Linked DNA regions of Mus musculus: regions 1 and 2 are each linked to region 3. Evidence: chromatin loops called from intact Hi-C (ENCODE). Cell type or tissue: heart. All regions are shown on one strand. Each heading gives the region's core, and the rest is flanking DNA. Links, peaks and the distances in the headings are about the cores only.

What was found. A loop is a pair of places that touch in the nucleus more often than their neighbours do. Peaks named below come from ENCODE experiments on the same cell type or tissue, not always from the same donor. Only the 100,000 strongest peaks of a DNase experiment are listed, where the experiment ranks them.
Region 1: it touches region 3 in a loop (2.4-fold over the local background); 5 of 42 quality-filtered maps call a loop at or near these places.
Region 2: it touches region 3 in a loop (2.2-fold over the local background); 5 of 42 quality-filtered maps call a loop at or near these places.

The regions. Positions count from the first base shown.
Region 1 is chr7:24,526,821-24,533,497 of GRCm38, reverse strand. Irgq (immunity-related GTPase family, Q) reads right to left here and starts at 2,850. Exons shown (of 3, transcript NM_153134.3): 1 at 2,594-2,850; 2 at 1,583-2,114; 3 at 1-232. The coding sequence starts at 2,112. In heart, for the core only: a CTCF peak has its summit at 1,626 (motif pointing left); DNase peaks (open chromatin) are centred at 1,747, 2,947 and 3,740; H3K4me3 peaks cover 2,901 bases; H3K27ac peaks cover 2,583 bases.
Region 2 is chr7:24,541,844-24,548,520 of GRCm38, reverse strand. Pinlyp (phospholipase A2 inhibitor and LY6/PLAUR domain containing) reads left to right here and starts at 2,516. Exons shown (of 5, transcript NM_001037143.2): 1 at 2,516-2,597; 2 at 3,474-3,590; 3 at 5,928-6,080; 4 at 6,262-6,405; 5 at 6,630-6,677. The coding sequence starts at 2,528. Xrcc1 (X-ray repair complementing defective repair in Chinese hamster cells 1) reads right to left here and starts at 1,822. Exons shown (of 18, transcript NM_009532.5): 1 at 1,686-1,822; 2 at 1,162-1,528; 3 at 639-731. The coding sequence starts at 1,212. In heart, for the core only: a CTCF peak has its summit at 3,805 (motif pointing left); DNase peaks (open chromatin) are centred at 1,480 and 2,048; H3K4me3 peaks cover 1,557 bases; H3K27ac peaks cover 1,518 bases.
Region 3 is chr7:24,470,642-24,477,318 of GRCm38, reverse strand. Plaur (plasminogen activator, urokinase receptor) reads right to left here. Exons shown (of 7, transcript NM_011113.4): 4 at 5,265-5,420; 5 at 4,612-4,746; 6 at 2,963-3,109; 7 at 1,351-2,080. The coding sequence ends at 1,848. Among named protein-coding and RNA genes, the nearest start is that of Cadm4, 8.0 kb to the left of the region's middle. In heart, for the core only: CTCF peaks have their summits at 1,965, 3,228 (motif pointing left) and 4,154 (motif pointing right); DNase peaks (open chromatin) are centred at 2,930 and 3,200.

The DNA of each region.
Region 1 (6,677 bases), core at 1,065-6,064, 56 kb before region 3:
AGGCGCAGCACCTGGGTCTCCAGGATCCAACCCCAGCAGCATATCTAGCACAAGGCCTACATTGGTGGTGCCGGCCACCGCCAAGTCCAGTCGTGCGCTGCCCAGGCGCTCCAGACCAGCGCGCACCCACGACAGCGCCGCCTCCAGGCCACCGGTCTCGAAGGCCTCACGAACAGCTTCCAGCTCGGCTGCGCCCAACACCTCGAAGCCATCCTGGGCAGGAGGCAGGAGCCTGCAGGAGAGAGGGTGGGAGATCGGTCAAAGGCAACAGAGCTTTAAAAGTAGGAAAAGCTGGGCTGAACGAGCAATTACGGGAAAAAAAAAAATCTTTCTGAATCTCAAGAATTTAAGTAGGGAACTAATGCACATAGAAAGAAGGCACGGCCGGGCGTGGTGGCGCACGCCTTTAATCTCTGCAATCTCTGCACAAGTGGCAGAGGCAGGCAGATCTCTGAGTTCAAGGCCAGCCTGATCTACATAGCCAATTCCAGGACAGCTGGAAATACAGAGAAACACCCGTCTCAAAAAAAAAAAAAAAAAAAAAGAAAGAAAGAAAAAAAAAGAAAAAGGAAAAAAAGAAAGAAAGATAGAAAGAAAAAAAAAAAAACCAGGTGAGGCGGGACCATAAAGTTAAGAGAGTTCAGGGAAGAGCTTAAGTCCCCTAGAGGTCCCGCGGGTAAACTAACCTAAGGTCAGGTTTCCAACCGAAACTACGATGAGGACCCTATTTGGACTTCTCTTGATACAGATCAAGAGATCGGGGTCAGAGCTTTTCCAATGGTGTGCTGGTCAGGACACGTTTTCTATGGAGTGGGGCTTAGAGGAAGGCGAGGACATAATGGCAATTTCAGTATGGCCTATGGTGTCCCTGAGGGTGGATGTAAATAAGAGAGACCTCATCTAGTACTGGTGGGCCAGCGAGGTTAACTAAACAAATGAGAAGCAGCTCTCCAACTTATGCAGACCCTTCCTGAGTCGCATTTTGAGAACCATAAAATGAGACAGCTGGCAGGTGGGGAGGGGCTGGGTGGATTGGCGGGCAGTAGGCAGGGTAGAACTGAGAGGGAACTGGAAATGGAAGAACAGGGCGAGCAATCGGAAATAATGCTCTGTAAAGGTTTGGTGTTAACGAAAGGAAGGATGGGAGGGGAGTCACTTGAGAACCAAGCCAATGAGGAGGATGGGAGTGCTGGAGAGGGATCTCAAATGTTACGAGAGATGGGAGTCCAGCATCTTGTCTGACACAAGTATTTGCATATATATATATATATCTGGGCTTGTGATGCCAGAGAGCTTGCACGAAACAGGACCTTTGTGGTGGGCTTTCCAGTTGACCCTTGACGGTGCAGGCTTTAAACGACAGAAAAGTGATCCCTGCTTATGGCAGAGTCTCCATGATCTCAAACTCTGTGCTCATGGGTGTGGTGGGTGCTGTCCTACGCAAATAAGTAGGGTATGGACGAATGGGCAGCCAAGAAAAGCTTGCGTCTAACACTCTAGGAACAGGGCTCGAGAACTTTAAAGACCTCCGTAGCTGAGTTGGATCTAAGGCCACCCCATCCAGCCCGAACTGTCCCCTCACCTCTGCAGCGCCTCCGCCTGGGTCCGCAGCACCACCTGCAGGCGCTCTAGCTCCTCGCAGCGGTCACTGCTGCTGCAATCCGCCGGCGGCACAAAGAGAGGCGCAGCTCCTAACCCAGCACTGTTCAACAAGGCTGCAGTCTCATCCCGGGCTTTAGCTGCATTCTGGGAATCTCCAGGGCGCAGATTCCGGACAGCCAGCAGCGGGGTTCCTCTAGCCAGGGCGGCTCGCGCTGCCTCTCCCAGAGCTGGGGTCAAGGGCTCCTCGCTCCCCTCAGATCCTGGTAGCACCAATACCAGCAAGTTGGCCTCCGCCGCCCAGGGCCCGGGAGCTGCGGGTGGGCAACTCAGCTCACCCAGGAAGAGGCCCGGAGCCGCAGCTCTCAGGCTGGGGACTCCAGAGTCCTGCCGTCCATCGGGAATCTCTACCGTGTCCACATTCTTACCGCATAACGCGGCGATCAGGGCGGACTTTCCCGAGCCGGGAGGCCCCAGGAATAAGGCAGTCACGTCACCCTGAGGCAGAGGCATTGCTGGAAAGCAAGAGGCGGGGAAAGAAATTGGTCAGGGAGCACGTAAGACTTTTTGTTTGCTTCTTTTCTAAGACAGCGTCTCGCTGTGTAGCCCTGGCTGGCCTGAACTCATTACGTAGACCAGGCTGGCCTGACATTCAAGAGATCGATCCTCTCCCCTCTGTCTCCCAGAGTGCTGAGATTAAAGGCGTCGCACTCCCCCACACCAATCAACACCCTCTCCTAACTGATTCACTGTAGATCCAGGCTTCAGTCCTCCAGCCTGTCCTCTACTTCCATTCTCCAGTGTCACGCTGCAGGACCTAGAAACTCAACCCCCAGGGCCTATTCCTGGGAGAGCCAGGTATATGCCCATTCTCCACACGAATGCATTTCTCTATTTAAAAAAGAAGAAACAGAAGAAGGAAAACAAAAACCCTCAAAAACCTGACTGCCAAACTCGAGAATGGTCTTTCCCCTCCCCATTCCAAATCACCAACCGATCAGAGAGGTGACACGCCTGGAGAGCACAGAGGCCCAGCCCCTTAAGACGAGCTGACGGAGGCTGAAGGGGCAGGAGTGTCCGGATTTAGAAACATCCGGACTCCTTCAGGTGGCTCTATACTGACGTCATTCCTTCCAAGACCGGTGTGTCTTGGAGTGCCACTGCGGAGAGGAAGAATTTTTGGCAGCTCCTTCTTTCTAGCTAAGGCTGTTTGGGCAAAGGCACAATAAAACCCATGCGCGTGCGCAGAAAGTTTTGGGGCGGTGCCCCACCAAGACCAGCAACCAATACGCCTGCGCAGTACGTGCAGGGTTTGTACGGCAAAGGGGGACAGGAAGCGATGAGCCCACGCAGTAAGCTTAGCGTTGTACGGAGCACACAACCAACGTCATCATCACGCACCCCTGTACAGAAAAGGACCTCTCCACTTGCCCTTGCGAAGACTTGCCTGCCGTGACTATATTAGTGCCGGACTGCAACCTTGAACCTGACTCGGGGACAATGGTGGTGCAACAGATCACTGGAGTCTGGAGACTAGGAAAAACTATCCCGCTCTCGTCCGGTGGCAGAGCTGTGGCGACCAACTGTCAGGCGCAGCTAAGGGACAGTCTTCGGGGAGGAAAGCAAGAGGCGTCCGTGACCATCAAGAACTAAGAGCAGAAGGCAGTGCATGGGAGCAGCGTGATCCAGAAATGAACTAGTGAACGCGGGCGGCGGTGACTACGGTGAAACAGTAATCAATGTCAGAGAAGGATGTCTCCTGGGAGAAGGCGGGCTCAAGTGTGAGCACCACTGCTTGTGCGGGGGTTATGGTTGACACGTGAGAAACTAGGATGGGGCTGGTAAGAAAGACCAAGAGTTCCACCTTCGAGGGAATTCGGTTTCGTGAAGATGAGGACACAGGGGCTTGAAGACCGAGGTGTCACAAACCCGAGGAGTCTCCCATGTGAGACTGCTGAAGCTTTTCTAGTGAGAGTGTCATTAGAGTTCAGTGAGTGTCAAAAAATAGAGCGAGGCCCACTAAGGTTGGTGGCAGCCACGCCCCCCCCCTCTCTCTTTCATATCAGAACATCGCCCTGAAGACACTGTAGAGGGCAAGCGTCTCCCAAGGAATGGAGTCCAGACAGCCCAGGAGACGACCTCTTTGAGTACTGCCAGAAAGAGGGGTTGGGTGCAGGAGTGACAGACACTAAAGGGACCTCCATATCTCGACGCCCCGCCCTGCTACAGGTGGCCGCAGTGACTACCTGCCAGGAATGACCTCCTCTCATGATCAAAATTATTTCCCTTGATTTGGGCACACAAACAGAAGCAGGACGACATTTAGAGGAATAAAGGGCTGCCAGGCGAAGATTGGGTTGTGGGGTGTGACTGGCAATATCATTACCTGGAATGAGTCCCCAGGGTTCTTGTCCCACTTTCCCCCTAGACTTTCAATATGACTATGCTTCAGTTTCCCGTAGCAAACGTGTGCAACACGGGCTATGGTGGTAGCACACCTTTAATCCCCGAATTTAGGAGGTAGAGGCAGGCCGTTCACTGAGTTTGAAGCCAGCCTGCTCTATAGAGAAAGTTCCAGGACATCCAGGGCTACACAGACAAATCTTGTCTTAATAAACAAACCAAAACGGGCATCACAGCTCACTTCCATGGGGTAGTTATGGAATTAGCTGTCGAAAGGGGAAAACTTGACTTGAATGAAATTTAATTTAAATGATAACATCTACTTTATAACAGCTGTGACCCTGACTGAGTGTTCTCTGCACTGGGTGCATTCGATGCCAAGTATGGAGGAGTGACCTTGATTATCTCATTCGGCTCTAATGTCGGGCTGCGGTGTACCGCAGCGGTAGTATCAGTGTCTCACAGGCAGAGACCACAAGGAACACATCTGGCTTGGACAAGCTGGGATTACCGTTCAGTTTTCAAAACCCTGTATTTAAGCCAGGCACACGCCATTAATCCCAGGACTCTGGAGGTAGAGGCAATTGGATCTCTGAATTCGAGGCCAGCCTGGTCTACAGCGTGATTCCAAGACAGCAAAGGTTACACTGAGAAACCCTGTCTCAACAAACAAAACATAAAACAACCAACAAAAACAAACAAACAAACCAAAACCCCCTGTATTTAAAACAAGTGGTGGTGGCTCATGTCATGTCTTTAATCCCGGCATTCAAGGAGGGAGAGGAAGGTGAATCCATGAATTTGAGACCAGCCTGGCCTACAGACTGAGTTCCAGGGCAACTAGGGCTGTTACATAGACCAACCCTGTCTTACACAACTCCCCCCGCCCCCCCCCCCCACCCAATTTGGTGGTTCTCAGAACAAAATTGAGAGACAGCTTAGGAGTTAAGAGCATTAGTTGCTTTTACAGAGATTTCAAGTTCAGCTCTCAGCACCGGCATATTGGCTCACACCATACATAACTCCAGGTCCTGGAGATCCAATGCCTTCTAACCTCTGCAGGCACCAGGCATGGATATGGTGCACACACATACAAGTAAACCAAATAGATAAAATAATAACCAAAATCAAGAACTTGTGCATAGTAGGCAAGTATTCTGCCACTGAGCCACACTGTAACCCCTCACTGGGGAAGTCTAGGCAGGAGCTCTACCACTGAGCCACGCCCCAGCCCCTCACTGGGGAATTCTAGGCAGGGGCTCTACCACTGAGCCACACCCCCAGCCCCTCACTGGGGGATTCTAGGCAGGGGCTCTACCACTGAGTCACATATCAGATTTATTGGGCACTGCAAAATATACCATGTGGAAAGAGCCAGGCAGAGTGTTCAAAAGAGTTTATAGAATTGGGCTTGTGTATGTGGTTTTAGGAAGGGTTCGAAGAAGAGGGTTATTAGTCAGGATCAGATGCTGCCAGGAAGCAGAAGCATCCATGATTGGGTTTTTGGGTTGTTGTCCTGTTTTTCTGAGAGAAGGCCTCTAGCTAGGAGCAGTGCTACAGTGTCTACAATTAACTGAGATATCAGCTGTGTGTCAGATGTATAATCCCTGCTGGCCTATAGACCAGGCTGGCTCTGAACTCACAGTGGTCCACCTGTCTCTGCTTCCCAAGTGCTGGAACTAAAGCCATGTACCACCACACCTGGTAATGACTTAAGAAACCCACAGTGGGGGGCTGGTGAGATGGCTCAGTGGGTAAGAGCACCCGACTGCTCTTCCAAAGGTCAGGAGTTCAAATCCCAGCAACCACATGGTGGCTCACAACCATCCGTAATGAGATCTGACTCCCTCTTCTGGAGTGTCTGAGGACAGCTACAGTGTACTTACATATAATAAATAAATAAATAAATAAATAAATAAATAAATCTTTAAAAAAAAAAAAAAGAAAGAAAGAAAGAAACCCACAGTGGTCAGTCAACCTGACCCAGGAGAGAGGGGGTGGGGCGGGACCTGAGATTGCTACAGCAGCAGTTCCTCGTGTGAGCCAGTCATACTCATGGCTTGGGCAGGATACCTTGTCTCCCATCATTGCCTTGCCTCCAGCTGCTGATCTGTGAAACTATGTCTGCTCCCTAGACAGAGGCCTAGCAGTGTCAACTCCCAGGTGCCAGGGCTGCTTGTCACTGTCTCAGGAGCAGTAATAGCCACCATTGCAGCATTACAATGGTGTGGAGTTGCTCTGGTCAGGACCCCATTTTTCCAGCTGATGAAACTTGTCCTTGCCTAGGAAATAGAGATTCTGCCCCGGCAGTGTCTTAACCACCATGCCCTCTGTCGGGCAGGCAGACTGGGCTCGAATACTGGCTGCACCTCTTCCTTTCACCACGCACACACAGCCGACCTCCATAGAGTGCTGTCCAACAGAAAGTGGTTCCGAGGCCAAAGACAGGTCTTAGGGATTCCTCCTGGCCTTCCCTTCACCTCTCCCACATCCCTCAGGCTGCCTAGAGGTTCTGCAGTACAGCCCACTGCCCCAGGTTTCAGTTATAGTGTATGAGCAAGAACACTGGAAGACTTTGTGGCCCAGAAGCTGCAGGGGGCAGGATGTGGTGGTGGTGGAGGGGTTGGTGATGGAGAGCTCGGTGATGGAGAGCTCTTCATTCAGTTTCATCTCTG
Region 2 (6,677 bases), core at 698-5,697, 72 kb before region 3:
CAACCAGGGCTCCGTAGAGAGACTCTATCTCACAAACAAAACAATAAAACCAATCAAACAAAACTTCCCTTCCCTACACGTTTCATTCCTTTACTCTCTGAGGTACTAGGGATGGAACCAAGGAAGGGTCTGACATGCTCCAGGCAAGCCCTGAACAGCCGAGCTATCTGCCTAATCCTATGTTAATAGTCCTCGTGAGGGTAGTTATTTCTCATTTCCAGACAGGTTCTAAGTTGTGCAGGCTGGCCTTGAACTTGTTATCCTATCTCAACTTCCCAAGCAACCAGGATTACAGGCCTGAGCCATCCACCCTTCCATGTCGGTCGTCTTTACAATGAAACTGATTTATGGAGATACTCTTCTTGGCCACCTTCTGGCCCCGGGGGACACAGTTAACAGTAATGGCTGACACTGTCCCAGCTGATGAAACTGAGGCCCAGAAGTAGAGTCAACCTACTCAGGGTTACCCAAGGATTCCTGGAGGCACAGGGATTTCTAAGCCCATTTTCCAGGCAAGTTAGCCGAGCAAGCTCTCTACTACAGAAAGGAAACGACTCAACCTCCAGCCAGCTGGCAGTGGAATGTGAGCGGGGGTCTCACTGCCCCGGGAATGAGGAGGTGGGAGATGGCAGCATCACCTGTAGGACCACAGAGATGGTCTTCTCTCCTGCCTTGGCTGCCCGCCACTTCCGGTAAGTGTCCGCCTTGAGAAGATTTTCGGCACAATGGGTCTGCAGGCAAGGGTGGAAAGGTGGAAGTTCTTTAAATAAAGCTGACTTTTAAAAATAAGATTATTTTTGAATGTTTAAACTCCCAAGAGCTAGCCGACTCTCCACACTTGACTTCACGCCAGTCCCACCACACACACACACACACACACACACACACGCATACACACACCCCTGCCTCGAGTTTTCCTTTCACCGAGTTTTTCTTCACAGTTAGAACTTCCCAGGCCCCTCTTTTTCCTTACTCTCCACAGTGGCCCCAAACTTCCCTAACTGCCCGTCTCTCTCGGAATGCACGTCCAGCCTCTGGAAACCCCACCCGGAGCCCCGCTCAGAATCCCGCCAAGATCCCCCCCCCCCTTTGCGCTTCCAAAGTCCTCAGCATCCCTCAGGAAGCCCCTGTCTCCCCGCTGCTCCCACGTCAGCCCCTCACCGAGTCCTGGCTGCTGCAGGACACGACGTGGCGGAGGCTGATCTCCGGCATGTCCACGCCCGTGGACGCCCGACCGTCCAGGGAATGAAGAAGAAGGGTTGCAGCTCCGGGGGGCCCCCGGAGAAGGTTGGGGGAGCGCGCGCGCCCTGCACGGGACTCAGTGCGCAAGCGCGCAAGGCTCGGGCCTTTCAAACCGCGGCGCGCCGGCGCACACGTCAACACTGCGCATGCTCGGTTGGGCCTCTCCGCGAGCGAGGCGCCGGGTTCCCTTAGCAACAGGCATTCCCCCTCCGGCCCCGCCTCTCTCAGGTTCCACCACTCTCCGGCCTAGCCGCCTGATAACGTGGAGACTCGGCTTCCTGGGAACCTAGCAACAAGAGCGGCCTCAGTGATTGGGTCCTACGTGTAATTTGCCCTGGTCATTGGACCGTGAGGTCACCAACCAAACCAGAGCCTTGCTCAGAAACGCTGAAGCTGAGAGTTTCCTGAAGCCTGAATCCTGTTTGAAATAAGATCTCTGGCACCTGTTGTTGCGGACACGCTCTGTTCCCCTTCTCTCTCCAAATGCAGACAAACAGACGGACGGACGGATGGACACACAGAGACGAACATCGACAGACAGATGGCCGACAAAGATCTCAGACCTCTCTTAGCTCATGACCTAACACCAAAAGAGAGGGAGAAAGATCTTAATACAAATTGTGCACAATATACTTGCGTGCGTCCACAAATACCTTGGTTCCCCAATGCCTTGTAAGCATTTGTCTCCAACTTTGCCCGTCTCTGTCTGCTGACAGGACCTCTTTTGTTCAGTCCCCTCAAGACCCAGGGGCACATCCCTGGGTGGGGTTGGAGCTGGACACAGCTCGAATACAGAAGCATGAAGGTGAGGCAGGCACACGAAAGAGAAAGGAAAGGCCACAAGGCGCCCGGCCCCCGCAGGACGGGTCTAGACATGCTGGGCGCTCCCCGGTTAGGACCCAACCTACGCTGGGCGCCTCCTTGGGAAAGGAGAAGAGGATGGATGCCAGTCTCCAAAGTTGCTCTGCACCCTCAGGGAATCAGATGACCCACTCCTACCTTAAGATTTGTGAACAACAACAATTAAAAAAAGGTGCTTGGATACATAACTGAGCTTCTGGGTCCAGGTGGAAGAAATTTGGGCCCAGGTGCAGAAAAGGGCTGGGTCCAAGTGGTTCAGTTTTCTTGTGGATGCTGGTTCCGTGGCTCTGACCCGGAGGCTGTGGAAGACTCCCATGGGTTCTGAGCTCAGCTATTTCTCACCCCAGGGTGAAGGTGGGACCAGACCCGCCCTTCCCCAGCTTCTTATAAGGGCTGAGGACCTGGGACTACAGGTTCACACACCATGATTCTGTTTAGAAGACACAGGACCTTCCTGCTGGCCTTCACACTGCTCTGTACCCTCCTGGGTCTCGGTAAGTGACAAAGGGACCTGGTCCTCTTCCCCAGTACCTCAGAGGGCATTGGGCAATGTCCTCAAGAGAGGGATAGCCTGAGAAATGAGATTTAGGAGAATAAAGAGGTGAAAACCTGGGGTCTGAGAAGGCTTGATGGGCCCTGCATGGTCTGTCCTCTAGGAAGGGCCTCAGAACATGACATCTGAATTCTAGGAAAGCAGATGAGAGAGCTTGGCCATCAAAGGCAAACTTTAAAATTAGTAATAAGGAGAGAGATGGCCTTTCTCTCTGGACCTAGAGGGATTCAGGACCTCATCTTACTCTTTTACTTAGACACAGTACTCCAAGCCAGCTTCACTGTCCCTGTGACCCAAATGGCTAGGTTCCTCCTCTGTCAGGACCAAGGAACTGATGCCAGCGATACCTCTGGGCCTCAGTCTCCCTTTCAAATGTAGGACCCAGACCTCAGAGTCAGGTACCTCTGCCTGAGCTGCCAGACTTCCGTGGTACCTTCCTAAGGGAGGGAAGTTCCACACCCCAAGAACCAGCTGGACCTGAAATTTTGCAAAAGCTCCATAGCACCTCTGCCACTATCCCTGCGTCTGAGCTTGCTCAGGGGACCCTGGCATCCAAAGTCCCCAAGCCTTGTAATTATTAAGTAAAACAGGCTCTGTGGTAGAGTCATTTCCTGCCCTGGACGCCACTTCACTGGCATCGCCACGGCTTCCTTGACTCTATAGCCAGTTCCCTGGACAGTTCTCAATGTCCCACCCATGGAAAACTAGAAAGAGCCCGGTCCCTCCCCAAAAGTCACCTCTCCAAAGCCCAAGTCACGGTCTGAAGACCTTCTTTAACCATGACCATATACCCTGTTCTCCACTCTCCTTGCTGCAGGGTGCCCTCTAACTTGTGAGGTGTGCAAAGGCTCGGGGCACACATGCAGCGGGAAGATGAAGACCTGTGAAGACGGCAAAGACGCATGCGTGGTCCTAGTGAGCGAGTCCAGCACAAGTAGGAGGGTGTGGCTTCAGCGGAAGGGATTGGGAGGGACCTCTAACTGTAGGTGGGGGATAGTCACAGTGAAATGTAGGAAGAAAATCAGGGGAGGGTTGAAATGGAAGAAGGAAGAGATAAAGCGCCAGTCAATTTCACTGGACCAGAGTTCAATTCCCAGTACCAACATGGTGGCTCACAATGGTCTGTAACTAAAATCTCGGGGGATTTTATGCCCTCTTCTGGTTACCACTGGTATTGCACACTTGTAAAGCACTTACATATATATACTCATGCACATAAAATATGAGGAGCTTGGTGAGGTAACTATGAGAGGACACAAGAAAGTAGCAGGAGGGAAACTGGTTTTTCTTTTTGTTTTTAAGAAAAATTCTATTTGTAATTAATTATTTGTGTGTGTGGGGGGGGGGGGGGCTATGCAAGAAAGCACAGTGTTTATGGGGCCTGGAGGAGAAAGATCCCTTGGAGCAAACGTTTCAGGCAGTTTCGAGACACCGGTGAGACGAGCTGAGTTTGGATCTTCTGCAAGTGCAGTTGGTGCTTTTTTTTTTTTTTTTAATATTTGATTTTTTAAGGTTTATTCATTTATATGAATACACTGTAGCTGTCATCAGACACACCAGAAGAGGGCATCAGATCCTGTTACAGATGTCTGTGAGCCACCATATGGTTGCTGGGAATTGAACTCAGGACCTCTAGAAGAGCAGCCAGTGCTCTTAACCACTGAGCCACCTCTCCAGCCTCCAGCAGTTTGTGCTCTTAAGCAAATCTGTTGGGCGCAAAGGAAGAGGAGATGGTGTTAGGGTCAGGAGAGAACAGAAAGGAGCTGCCTGATGAGAGAAAGACCCTGAGGAATGGAGCAAATAAATCTAGAGAAAGTAGAGGTGCCGGGATAGGGTGATGAGCAAGAGGATAGTCACAGGTCTGAAACCAGCCTGAGCTGTACAGCAAGACCCTGACTTAAAAACAAGCACAGAAGAAAGTGGGAGGTACAGATGGCAGAGGAGGAGGAGGAGGAGGAGGAGGAGGAGGAGGAGGAGGAGGAAGGGGAAGAAGGGGGAGAGAGGAAGGGGAAAGATCTGGAGAGGGAGAGGTGGAGGGAGGAAGAAGGAAGGCTGAAGGAAGAAAGGGAAAGGGAGGGTGAGGGAGGGGAAGGGAGAGGAAGGGGGATGAGAGAGAGCAAAGAAGGCAAGGGAGAGGTGTGGAGGGGTGGGGTAAGAGGAGGAAGGAGGGAGAGGATGGAAATGGGGAGGCCCAGAAGTACATTGGGAGAGGCTAGCCTAAATCAAAGAGAGCACCCCAGACCTCAGAGATGATGGGGAAATAAGGACGATTGGGTTGGATGTTCATTTTCAATGGTAAGAGAGAGCCTTAGTTATAGGACAGTGATTCCAGCTGAGAGACGGACGGGCGGAAGGCTGTAACAAAGGAAGGCCGTGCTTCTGTCATGGCCTTTTTAACATTAAACGTGTGTGTGTATGTGTGTGTGTGTGCAGTCCTGAAGGTCACCTCTCTTTTTTAATAATTTTATGTACATTGGTGTCAGATCCCCTGTAACTGGAGTTACATACAGACAGTTGTTAAATCTGGTCGTCTAGGAAGAACAGCCAGTGCTCTTAACCACTGAACCTTCTCTCCCGCACCCCCCACCCCGCCCCATGATGTCCTTTAACCCATTCAGCAAGCTGAGCTCTTGCTCAAGGGCTTTATCCTCAGCTTCGAGGTGTACCACGTAAATGATTTTTCCAACTTCTTTAATGACATCCTGGCGAGTCGTTTCTCTCACCCAATGCTCTTCTGTTTTTGTTTTTGTTTTTGTTTTTGTTTTTTTGAGACAGGGTTTCTCTGTCTAGCCTTGGCTGTCCTGGAACTCACTCTGTAGACCAGGCTGGCCTCGAACTCAGAAATCCACCTGCCTCTGCCTCCCAAGTGTTGGGATCAAAGGCGTGCGCCACCACACACCACACACCACAGAGAAACCCTGTCTCGAAAAACCAAAAAAAAAAAAAAAAAAAAAAAAAAAAATTTTTTTTTTTACTTATTTTAGCCAAGTGTGGTAGCACACACCTTTAATGCCAACACCCTGGAGGCAGAGGCAGGAGGATCTCTGTGAGTTCAAGGCCAGCCTGGTCTACAGTGAGTTGTAGGTCAGAGCTACATAGTGAGACCCTGTCTCAAAGGTTTATTTTAATGTATGTATACGTGAATATGCATATGTGTTTGTATGCACATATGAGTGCAGATGCCATGGTGATCTGGAGAGGGATGGGGAGGGGTGAGGAAGAAGTGATTGACAGCACTGCCATCCCTCCACTCCTGCCCCCTACTCTGCAGAGGGCCGAAAGTCAGTGAACACCTTCAAGGCCTGCATGAAGTACAAAGACTGCTACTCAGGCTTCGTATCAACCACCATGACTCCCAGTGACTACATGGTGTCCAACGCCCACTGCTGTCAAAGTGACGGTTGCAACAGTGGCTCTGTGCCCCGTAAGTACCATTCAAGAACAGTGTGCCTGTCCTGTGACATCTGGCACACCACCCTTGACTACTTCCAGGCCTCCGTTTCCTTACCTGCAAACTCTACCAACTAACTTCTGTTTCCCAGGGTTCAGAGGGTGTTGGGGTAGCAAGCCTTCCAGCCTGCTTTATGCAACGTCTTTCTTCACAGCTCCCTTGAACAATCGGACAGAGAATGGCCTGATGTGTCCCTCCTGCATTGCGCCCTTCCAGGAGACCTGTCCAGGAACCCAGGCAGCTCGCTGCGTGGGCCGGGAAACACACTGCATCTATTTTGCTGGCAATGTGCAGGCTGGTGAGTGGTGCTTTGATTGGGGGAGGGGGTGTCTCAGAAATAGAGATCCACACTTTCCCCATTACAGGTGATGAGGAAGTTCCGTAGTACTGGATGATGGTGGTGGTGGTGGTGGTGGTGGTGGTGGTGGTGGTGGTGGTGTGTGTGTGTGTTAATGGGATGTATGTGTGTGTTAGACTCCTGGGTCACACAGAAGTCGACTCCATTCTGAAATGTCGTCACAGGTATTATCCACACGAAATTTGCCACGAGGGGCTGTGCTACAGAGAGCG
Region 3 (6,677 bases), core at 1,193-6,192:
CAGCCATCTTGAGATCATGAAGCAGACAAACATGGGCCATTTTGGACACTGAATTAATCAGCTCAGGAATTCCCTAGCTCCACAACTGCTTTTTTGTATGAGAAAAAGCATTTCCCTTTTCCTTTCAACCATCTTGAGTTGGGTGTACTCTTGGCCACATGATTCATACAGATAATGTGGAAGCGGTCCCGCTTGCTTGCCAACTAGAACATTCTAAGTGATGGGAACTTTCTTGGCTTTTCTCTCCAGTTACTCCTTCTTACTTGTGGCAGGATCCCTCCCACAGGGTCTGTTTCCTGGCTCCCCAGTGAGTGGGCCGTAGATCGTGAGAACTGCGGGATGAGGTGACCTTCCCTGGCCCCAAGCAGAGGGGAGCCGTGGGCAGAACTGGTGGATCCTTTAGCTAAAATGTGAGAACCTGGAAAAAGGAATTGAAGTGGTTTTGGTCTTTAGCTCCACGGTAGGTGTTTCTGTCTACTATGTGGGAAGTCAAAAGTAGGTAGTCTGAGCTCCAGGCCAGTGAGCAACGGGGACCATTGTCTTAAATCCAAGATGGGTGCTCCTGAGCAAGATGACTGAGGTCGACCTCTTGTTGCCCCCCCCCCCCCACGCGGGTAGGCATGTGTGCAAGGGTAGGGAGGGACAGAATCAGCAGGAGGGAGTCTTTTCTGGTTTACACAGGTTCTTTCTTGTCCCCAGCAAACCCCAGGAGACCCAGGACTTTGCCTAGATTCTAACTTCCAATAACAGTTTCTGCTTAAGTCAGCACAAAGCGATTTTATCTCTTGCAGCTAAAGATCCTGTAAGACCAACTCAGGAGCCTGAGAGACTGAGGCCTAATACAAACCGTAGAATAGGACCTTGTGAGGCCATTTCTACATTCTGAGTCCCACTGCAAGGCATCATGGGAAAGGAAGCCTTAGCCTCGGTGTCTTTTGCGAGGCATCACGGTGAGACTATTTTCTATTTCAACTAGGAAGCATCTCATACAACGTCATCTTTGGCTCTCTGCTGCAGGGCATGATGGGAAATATAGCCTTGGCTCCCCGCCCCCCCACCCCCTTCCCCCACCCCCGTGGAAGGCATCAGCAATGATATAGACTGGGGGGCTGGGAAGACAGCTTTGTGGATACAGTACTTGGCTCCAGAAATAGGAGAACCTGAGTTCAGATCCCCTGTACCCATTTAAAAAAAACAAAACAAAACAAAACAAAACAAAACAAAAAAACCAGACAGTCTTAGTACCTCTGTGGTTATCGTGCTTGGGAGACAGGACGATCTGCAGCATCCTCTCAACCTGCATAGTCAAACCAGTGGGCTCTGGGGTTCAGTAAGAGACCTAGCCAGGCATGGTGGTACACACCTTTAATCAAAGCACTGAGGAGGTAGAGGCAGGTGGGTCTCTGTGAGTTTTAGGCTAGCCTGGTCTATAAAGTAAGTTCCAGGGCAGCTAGGGCTACATGGTGAGATCCTGTCTCAAAGCAAAAATCAATCAATCAATCAAACAAACAAACAAACAAAAAAACAATTCCCTGCTGCTCTCATCTTCCCAAGCTAAATGTGACAGTGGGGAGACCCAACCTTGTTCACTGGTACAAAAATCTTTTATATATATATTTATATAATAAATTAGAGCAATAACAATGATAATAATAATAATAACAGCAACAATATTATCTCAACTAAGAGGCCCCTGCTGCCCGCAGCCCTTGTTCCAATTCTCTTCTGGTTCATGGAAAAACTGAGGTCCAAAGAAGACAACACGAGGGCACACACATCCTCAAAGATGGAGCAGGGGGGAGGGAGTCAAAAGACCCTGGGTCCAGCCAGGGCTGCCGGCTCAGGAGTCAGGTCCAGAGGAGGACGCCCCATAGTCCGAGGGTCAGGAGCAGAGAGGCAATGAGGCTGAGTTGAGCAGGGCCTGGCCTGGGGGCGCCCCCTGTGGGGCTGTTACAGCCGCTGCCGTGGCAGCAGGAGACAGAGACGTTGAGGTGGGTCGGGAAGGAGTCTGCCACGTGGGAGCCTTGGCACCAGGAAGCCGTGGCGCAGCCTCTTACGGTATAACTCCGGTTTCCCAGCACTGAGGAAAAAGAAGAGTCGGTGAGTCCGAGTAAGAATTCTCAGGAAAGTGACAGGCTCCTGGTGGTGGACGCCATCGCCAACCACCAGTTCCCTGTTGGGAGCAGGGCTTCCCAAAGTGTGTTCCAGGAACCCCTGGCAGTGCCTCAGACTCACACCAGGATTGATTTCATAGTAACACTGAGATGTCATTTGGCCCTTCCAAGCTTTTTGTGTGTACAAGAGATACTTTTCCAGAGAAACCCCAGGACATGATATTGCAACAGGCGGAACACGAAAGCAGAGCCGGGGACCAGCTGTCTGCTATTAGAGCCAGACGGGAAGAGGGTTGCCACACAGTAAACAATGACAGCACTCTCTTTGCACTTTTTCATTATGAAAAACACAGGCACCCCCCCCCCATCAAAACTATTATTTATGAGACCAGCTATGGTAGTGCACACCTTTAATCCCAGCACTCAGAAGGCAGTGGCAGGCAGATCTCTCGGTTTGACGCCAGCCTGGTCTACAGAGTGAGTTCCAGGGCAGCCAGGGCGACAGAGTAAGACCCAGTCTCAAAGAGAAACATTAGGGTGTAATGAAGTGTATTATTCTTGTTGGCTCCACAGAGGCAAACTCTCTTGTTGCAATTTGTCCTTTTTGCAGGTAGACACCGCCTCCTCCCCACCCCCCAGACAGGGCCTCTCTGTATGGACCAGGCTGTCCTCAAACCCAGAGATCCACCTACCTCTGATTCCCAAGTGCTGGGAGTAAACTGTGTACCACCATCCCCAGCTAAAGTGTCGCCTTTACCATAGGAAGATCCAACCGGACCATCTGTCAATCAGTCTTATCAGCGCTCAGTGCCTCAGTGGGTCCCCTTCCAGCTCCCACAGGGCCTCACCATCTAAGCCTGTAGCCACCAGGCACTGATTCATTGGTCCCCGGCAGTTGATGAGAGACGCCTCTTCGGAGGAACACCCAAGGGTATTGTTCCCCTCACAGCTGTAACACTGGAAGCCATTCGGTGGAAAGCTCTGAAGATCCAGAACTTAAAGATGGAAAAAAAAAAAAAAAAAAAAAAAACGACAGGGAACGAAGATGAGCACTGGGTCTATGCAGCCATCCATCTGCCCACACTCAGCCTGAGGTGATAGGGCGCCACCTGATGGTCATGCCCAGGAACTGCATTCTTTTGGCATTTGGTTCTCCAGGGTTGAACTCCACTCACATCTAGCTAGGCAACTGATGGTGGACCCTAACAAACTATGTATTATCAAACAGGCCCCACTCTCTAAAAAGTTACTAAACAGAGTTGTTCACTGTAGTATCCACTGGCTACCTGTGTTTCTTAAGGTTTAAATGAATTATTGTTAAATATAGTCCTCGAGCTAATGAGATGGCTAAGCAGGCAGAGGAGCTTGCAGCCAAGTGTGATGATCTGAGTTCAGGCCCCAAGACCCACATGGTGGGAAGTGAGAAATGACTTCTTAAAGTTGTCTTCTGACTCCTACAATTAAACTACGGTATGCTCATGTGCGCTCGTGTGCACTCATACACACAATACAAATTTGAAAACTATAAGTATGTGTGTCATCAGATCCCTTGGAGCTGGAGTTACAGGTAATTGTGAGCTGTTCCACCATGGGTGCTGGGAACTGACTCCAGATCTGGTATCTACTCTTAGTAGATGGTGCTGGGCCATCTCTTCAGCCTTCAGTACAAACAATGTCTATTACTGTGGAAAGTGATAGGGTCTCATGTAGCTGGGCTAGCCCTGGAACTCACTGTATAGGAGACAGCTTTGAACCTTTGAAGCTCCACCTCTGGCGTACTGAGATTGTATTTAGGTTCAAATTAATTAATATGAAATAGTAAGTTTAGGACTGAGATGGCTCAGTGAGTGAAGATGCCTTCTGACAAGTCTGAGGACCTTGCTGAAATGTGTAAGACCCTGGCTTCAACCGCCTGCCCCAGGAATCAAAAGCAGGGTTTTGCAGAACATTAACAATTTTAAGCACATTTATTTATTTTATGTGTATGAGTTCTTGCCTGCACCGGTGTCTATGTTCCATATGCATGCAATGCCCATGGTGTCCAGAAGAGGGCACCAGATGCCCTGGAACTGTGGTTACAGATGTGAGCTGGGTGGGCACGGGGACTCAAACCTGGTCGGTCCTCTGCAAGAGCAGCCAGTGCCTTTAACCACTGAGCCACCTCTCCAGCTCGGTTTATAGAAGAGCTATATTTCTACGAGATTGCTATGAAATGGTTTCCTTGACCTTAACCTCATGCTGTGTTGGGATATCACGGTGGCTTGGACAGCCTGGCTCTGTAATCTCAGGACACACAGCTTTGTCAGCAGACAGTCCCCACCCAGAGTGGGCAGAGCTGGGGCATGGAGAATTGAGTGACTCAGTAGCAGATTTGCAAGTCAGGGCAGACCTCCAGGAGAGGCGATACTTATGCTGTTTGAACGGACTTAGGAGAGAGTGAGGAGAGAGAGTTGTAGAAAGAGACAGGAATGTCCACTTCATCTTTCCTGCTCCTCACCTGGGCCACCATTGCAGTGGGTGTAGTTGCAACACTTCAGGAAGTGAAAGGTCTGGTTGCTATGGAAACCTGCTGTGCCTGGGCATCCGGGAAGACTGCCACAGCCTCGGGTGTAGTCCTCATCCTTCAAGCTCCCTGCAGAAGGCAGAGGGCAGATCCTGGTAAGGGGCTGGGTGTTGATTTGCCCCCTTGCGCACACCCCTTTTATCAGAGGCCCTTGCTACTTAGGGTAACTTCATCCTTAGCCAAAGGGCTTCGTGTTCCTTTTCCCCTTTGTTATAGATAAAGGAGGCCCGAACGATAAATAGATCCTTATGCGTTTCTGGGATTTCTAGAAAGAAAACCCTTACAAAACAAAGGAATTTTGGGGCCCTTCTTTCCCCTTTTCTTCTCTCTGGAATGTGGACACCAAGTCTGGAATTATGGTGGCCATACTGTGCCATGAGGCAGTCATCAGAACGAAAGCAATATGGGAGACATGATAAGGTAGCTGGGTTCCTGGTCACTCCCAAGCTGATCCAGTGACCGGGAACTTCCAGTCACTGAGAATGTTGGTCCCGTGACTGTGTGTGGATTCAGTTGTCTCTTGCTTGCGCTCTGCTCCCAGGACTTGAAGATCTCTACTAGGAGTTGCCCAGCAGATGGGAGCTTACTTTCTGTGCTCTGGAGGGTCACCACTTCAATACAGTGCTCTGTAGGATAGCGGCATTGCAGGCTTTGCTCCCGGCCCCTCTCACAGCTCTGGTCCAAAGAGGTGCAGGACGCACACTCGAGGTAACGGCCCTGGGGGAAAGCACGGCCTCGGGCTCCTAGGAAGAGGAGAGAGTGGCGTGTTGGCGGCCAGGTCCTGCAGAGAACTCCACTCTGAACCTGGCAGCCAATCACCAAGCCTACTTATCCCAAGTCCTTCTAGAATGAATCCTGTCCTTTCCCGCCTTTGGTACTCCTCAATACGAGCGTCTACGTGGTTCTAGCCACGCCCATCTCCACTCCAGTTCCTCTCAAATGGCCCTAAAATGAAGTCTTTAAAGCACATCTAATCCAGTTCTCCTCTGCTCAAAACCCTTCCAGAGCTCCCTACTGTTAGATTAACAGCCAAGCACATGAGTGTGGCATTCCAGGCCCACTGAGGACTGGGTCCCTGCCACCTGTCCTGCCCCATCTCCAAGTGCCAGCCTCTCCCAAGCTCTCTTCCATACTGGCTCCACAGTCTTAGCACATAGACCCTGAGCAGCACCAGACTTCTTGATAGTCTGTTGTCTCTGTCTAGAACACCCTTCCTTTATTCCTGGTCTTTCCCAACTCCTCCTCATTCTGCATCATTCCTAAATAGCACCTCTTCTAGGCAGGGGCTCTACCACTAAGCCACGCCCCCAGCCCCTCACTGGGGGATTCTAGGCAGGGACTCTCCCACTAAGCCACACCCCCAGCCCCTCACTGGGGGATTCTAGGCAGGGACTCTACCACTGAGCCACGCCCCCAGCCCCTCACTGGGGGATTCTAGGCAGGGGCTCTACCACTAAGCCACGCCCCCAGCCCTTCACTGGGGGATTCTAGGCAGGGGCTCTACCACTAAGCCACGCCCCCAGCCCTTCACTGGGGGATTCTAGGCAGGGGCTTTACCACTGAGCCACGCCCCCATCCCCTCACTGGGGGATTCTAGGCAGGGGCTCTACCACTGAGCCACACCCCCAACCTATTACTGGGGGATTCTAGGCAGGGGCTCTACCACTAAGCCACGCCCCCAGCCCCTCACTGGGGGATTCTAGGCAGGGGCTCTACTACTGTGTTGTATTAGTAGCCCCTCCCCCTTTTTTGATACAAGGTCTCACAATGTAACCATAATACAGAATCCGTTATCTCCAGCTATCTCATGGAACAGAACTATCTCTTAGCTTTGCCTTTATTTCCAAGACAGTCTACCTGGAATCACAAATTATCACTCACTGATGGATGACCCGAAAGGCCAAAGCCTCACTTGATGGATCCATGGTAATCTTGTTTTGCTCAAAGCTTCTAACTGAGGCCAACTGGATGGTTTTCCCTGGAAACACCATGTCATCCCT